Linked DNA regions of Homo sapiens: region 2 is linked to region 1. A link is a loop called in an ENCODE intact Hi-C map of the cell type or tissue named here. Cell type or tissue: heart right ventricle. All regions are shown on one strand.

Region 1 (2,500 bases):
CTGAGGACCTATACTCTCAGCCTAGGAGCCAGCTCCTTAGGGAAGAGCCCAGAAATTAGAACTCCCTGCAAGCTCAGATGGAGTGACCTGTTCATAAAGCACATGGCCAGATACTAAAGTTCCTTAATAGATGAACGGTGAGTCCCACTCCCTGACCTGGGAGGCAGGAGAGGCCTCATGTGACCACAATTTGGGGACTGGCATTGCCTTGGCTTCATGGCACAGAGGAGACCCACACACACTCCTTCCCCTGCCAGGGAGACTCCAGGCTGAGAAAAGGACAAGTCCTCAGGTTTGAAGATGTCTCCTCATCAAAATACTTCTACATCACTCTTCATTTTATCCTTGACACACTAGCTGAGAGGCTGCCTGGAGGGTCCTGGGCCCTTGTTTTAGGGCACATAAAAATGAAGACCTCATCACCAAGGGAAGGCCCCTGCATCAGGTCTAACTAACCTGCACCAAGCCACGCCGCACACCAGACCACTCCAGCTTGACCACTGCTCCTCTGCCCAGACCCTTGATGAATAGTGCAGTCTTCTGCAGCGACTGCCACTGTTACAGCTCCACTGGCCCCGCAGCCGCCACACAGATTCCTCCAGGGATCCTCAGGACTCAGTGCACCAGAATCTCAAGGTTCCGTGTGTGTGTGTGTGTGTGTGTGTGTGTGTGTGTGTGTGTAACAGAGGAGGCATGGCTGCATTAACCCCTGTGGTCATCAGCCAATATGGCCCCCAACGATTCCCTCCTTCTTGTACCGTTTCACACTGACACCATAGGCAAGTTTTAAGTGCTTTTTTTCTGCAACTCATCTCAGCAAAGATAAATATCATTGCCTCTTATTCTAGGACATGGCAGGCTGCAGGACCCCAGTTGCACCAAACTGCCATCCCCTCCTGCCTGGTTTCCCTTCTTCATGAACCGATCAATGGGCCATAGCCAGGTTGGGATGCATGTCTTCCACAGGATGGGAACTACCTCCAGCTGATCAGGTACATGGCCTTGGAAATCATCCTACACTTTAGAGTCAACAAAGGCTGTTCCCATATGTGCCCCGAGCTCCTCCAGGTTTCTCCATCCTATGGACACAAATGAGGTGGCATTAACAGGGAAAACACACTTTATGGGCTTTTGCCCCCGTCCACAGACTAAGGGTGCTCCAGGGCCCCTCGATTTATCCCAGTTATTTCTGAATAACTGGGATATCTTACATCTGCTTAGCACGGGTCCCCTCCTAGAGAGCTATGGCCTTAGAAGCCACTTGGGGGCAGTACCTCACCACTGCCCCTGCCAGAGTGCCCTGATGACCAGCACTATGGACCCTCCTAAATTCCATCTGTTCTCCCCCTATAGCCTCCAAGTTGGCAACCTGAGACCGTAGTAGGTCTGCGTATCACGCAGAAATGGGAGAAGGACCCTTGTAACGGATTCTGTTGGTGCCCTGCCCAGATTCCTCTCCTTGGCCACTGCACCCACCCACCAGCTATTGCTAAGATCTCCCCCAAAAAGTAATTGACACAGAGGTGCAAAAAAATCTGTCCTGCTTACCCCAACGGGGGACAGCTCAGTGGCCGATCCACACCCCAGAGCTTCCCCTGGATCAGGCTGAAGTCAGACCCCAGCTGAGACCACTTCATGCTTAGCATCTTCCCTGCCCTGGCCTGCTTCATTCCCTCCCTCTTATGTCTCTCTAAGAGTACTCGCTCAATAAATCACCTGCTCAAGAATCCTCAGCTCAGCCTTTCACTCTAGAGAAGAAAACATACCCTTCTTCCCAAGTTTGTGTCTGGAACCCTGTCCCAACCTTGCTTCGGCCTCAGAATCTCGTGAAATCAGCTCCTGCTTCTGCCTACAACCCTCTCTGTGTGCCCTGGGGGCAGTTACATGGAGACCCGATGAGAGAACAGACACCCCTCTGTGTTTCTCCACTACACTCCTCATTCCACCCTTCTCTCCCCCAGGAGCCCACCCACCAGCCACCGCCTGAGCCCTTTCCCCACTGCAAAGCTGCCTTCCTGCCAGATTCCACCCCCAGGACTCCCACTATGTATGGTGAATGTATTTGACCTTCAAAACCATTCTGTTCCATCAGTATTAAGTCTACTATTTTTTCTAGTGGAGAAGCCAGAAGCAATTTACTGCAAAGCCAATGCAGCTTAAGCTCACTTGCATGGGCCCCTTCCAAAGCCCTGCAATTTCGTAATCATAGTTTTTATTCTTCTGCTTGAGGAGGGCTCCCAAATTGTATCAGCCTCAGGCCCCATAAAACCTAACTCTACCCTTGGAAAAATGGAAGCTCTGAAAGGTGAAGTGATTTGTCCCACGACACAGGCCTGATGAGCAACAGAAGCAGAAGTTGACCCAGGTTTGCTGCCTCCCAAGTTCTTTTCCCGTCCTCCATCCTATGATCCATCCCTGCAACTCCCCTGGGCCTACTGCAGCAGCCTCCAGGATCCAGCCCTTGGCTTCCCTCTACCTCCAGCACATAGCCTTCCCAGTT
Region 2 (2,500 bases), 210 kb after region 1:
ACACTGGGAAATATATATATATACTTATCCTCCTTTTACAGGTGAGAAAACTAAGGGACAGACAGATAAATCCCTTGCCCAAGGTCACAGAGCTGGTGAGAGGCAGGTTGGGACGCAGGCCTAGGCTGCCTGTGCTGCAGAGCTGCACCCTTGACCACTGTGCACTCTGCCTCTCATGCCCTCAGCTCTACCAGGTTGGGCAGGAGAGAGATGGGAGAAGCAGTGGCCACTTGCTCTGGGCCAGGCACTTGGCAAACACCTGTAGGTTCAATCTCAGAAGAACCCAGTGAAGAATGAGCCAGATACTCACTGTCCACGTGGAGAAGCAAGACCAGAAGTCTGACATCTGCCAAAGCCACACAGCCCCGGAAGTGAGGGAGCTGAAATCCAAACCTCTGCCTGAGCTCTGCCCACCAGGTGTCTCCTCCCCAGCCCATGTAGGGAGCTGAAGAGAATGGAGACCAGAGGGGAGGGAAAGAGGAGGCTGGAGAGGAGCTCCACAGGTCTTCCTCAGGCCTGACAGCTGCCCCTGGCTTCCCTGAGGTCCACAGGAACCTCCAGACCTTCCCAGGATTGCCCAGCAGGGGAGGGGGCCCAGTGGGGCAGGAACTCAAGGCAGTTGGGCTCCTGGAGAGCAGCCACCCTGCCGCTCCTGCCTGCCTCAATGCAACGGTCTCAGGCTGGGCTGCCAGGATGGGAGGCAGGTCTTGTGGAGTCGCCCACACACCACATACCTGCCCTGAGGCCTTCAGGGACCAATGCAACAGGAGAGGCATTCCCAAGCACCACATGTTCCAGTGGTCCCTCCTGCTCCACCTGGGCCAACAGGGCTGAGGCCTGGAGGAGGAAGCTCCTCTGGAGGACATGGATGATAACCTGGATTGCCAGTGGGGAAGGTCTGGAGCACTGGGGGCAGCCCAGGACCCAGAAAGCCAAGGACGGGGACCCACACAAGGCACCGTGGGGACAGAGATGCTGCTCTCAGGACTTGGTTCAGCCAAGGCATGTCCTGCTGCCAGGCCTGCAGTCCCTTAACTCCCCTCTGACCCAGCCTCCACAATCCCCAAGAAAGGGACAAGGGGCTTCGGAGAGGGGCCAGGTGTACTGCAGGAACGGAACAGATGGGTGGTGGGAAGAGCCCAGGGCTTCACTAGTGCAGACGCCGCCGGTACAGCACCACCAGGAGTGTGACTACCAGCACCCCTGTCACAGCCACCTGGAGCCACAGAGCCCCAGGTGAGGGCCTGTGGCATGGCACCTCCCTCTCCTGGAACTTCCGGTCGGCTTGTGGCCTGGGGCCGCCATCCGGGTCCGCAGGTGGCCCAGGGTTGCCCTCCAGGAGCTGGATGCTGGGGTTCTCAGCCACGTGGATCCCAAAGGTGCCCTCGGACTTATACTCATTCTCCTCTGGGCCATGGCAGGGCCCCATGCCCAAGGAGGTGCTGGCACTGATGGCAAGATCCTCGAAGCAGCCCGAGAACGGGCTGTCTACCTGGGATGCCAGCACGCCAGGCTTACTCAGCTCCGACCCAAGGCCCCTATTCTCAGAGCTGCTGTCTAGCCAGGCTGAGCTGCCTCCAGTGGCGCCGGCGGGTGTTGGAGCTGCTGGGGTCTCCTGGGAAAGAAAGGAGAGCACTGGAAGGGACTGGGGTTGGCAGGGAGACGAACCTGGTAGGGCGGTCCCATTCCCAGGCCAGGGCATGAACTAACACTCCAACCCCTCAATTCCCAATCTATAATGCCCCTAGGCCACCTTTTCTTGGAGCAGTGGGGGTAGAGGGGACCAAGAATCTGCACCAATGGTGGCCTCCTCCAGGGCAGCCTTTCCCTACTCCCTGGCCTGCCTGTGAGCTCATGCCCACCTGGAAGCCTTTGGTAGGGCGGGGCTCCATCCTGCACTGACATCCTGCCTGGGCCTGAGAACTAGAGAGCAGCCACAGGGTCAGAGGCCTGGCCATGTGCCCAAAGGGCCCTATGGACTTGGCTCTTCCCAGCAGACAGCCGCAGCTAGGGTTAGATGTGAGGCTTGGAGCAGGCAACAATGGGGGGCTGCTGGGTCCGAGTGGCTGCTCCAGGTGGGACTGCGTTCTGTAAAGCCTGGCCATGGAGGGACACACCAGGCATCCTGGTGAAGAGCAAGGCAAGAGGCAGATGGGCCACTGTGCTGTCCCCGTCACTGCTTCCTTATGTGCAAAACGGCACCGCTCGGCTTCACTAGGAACTACGAGCCCTAAATGAACTTATACACCTGACCAGTGGGTGCCCCCTGTGGCTGACCCTCCTGAGGTGTCCAGACTTAGAAGCTCAATGACTGTTCCTCCTGGAGAACATGGTGTGGGGCCTGCATGAGGCTGGTTCTCAACTGTCTGTATGCCCTCAAGGAGAGGCCACAGAGCAGCACAGGCTGGACACAGAATGCAGACTGGGAAGGGGCCAAGGCCAGGGCCAGGTGGGCAAGCTGTCCCGGGGGAAGGGGCCAGGATCCCTGCCAGGAAGGGCG

Evidence for each region. Peaks named below come from ENCODE experiments on the same cell type or tissue, not always from the same donor. Only the 100,000 strongest peaks of a DNase experiment are listed, where the experiment ranks them.
Region 2: a loop joins it to region 1, with 2.8 times the contacts of the local background. A loop is called at or near these places in 2 of 110 quality-filtered maps.

The regions. Positions count from the first base shown.
Region 1 is chr20:4,071,013-4,073,512 of GRCh38, reverse strand. No RefSeq gene overlaps it. Among named protein-coding and RNA genes, the nearest start is that of RNF24, 57 kb to the right of the region's middle. RefSeq lists enhancers at 1,062-1,561, 1,562-2,063. In heart right ventricle, a CTCF peak has its summit at 1,262 (motif pointing right); a DNase peak (open chromatin) is centred at 1,272.
Region 2 is chr20:3,864,798-3,867,297 of GRCh38, reverse strand. It overlaps MAVS (mitochondrial antiviral signaling protein), which reads right to left. Exons shown (of 7, transcript NM_020746.5): 7 at 1-1,615. The coding sequence ends at 1,151. Among named protein-coding and RNA genes, the nearest start is that of MAVS, 19 kb to the right of the region's middle. RefSeq lists an enhancer at 785-1,286. In heart right ventricle, no CTCF peak of the experiment used is centred here; a DNase peak (open chromatin) is centred at 1,515.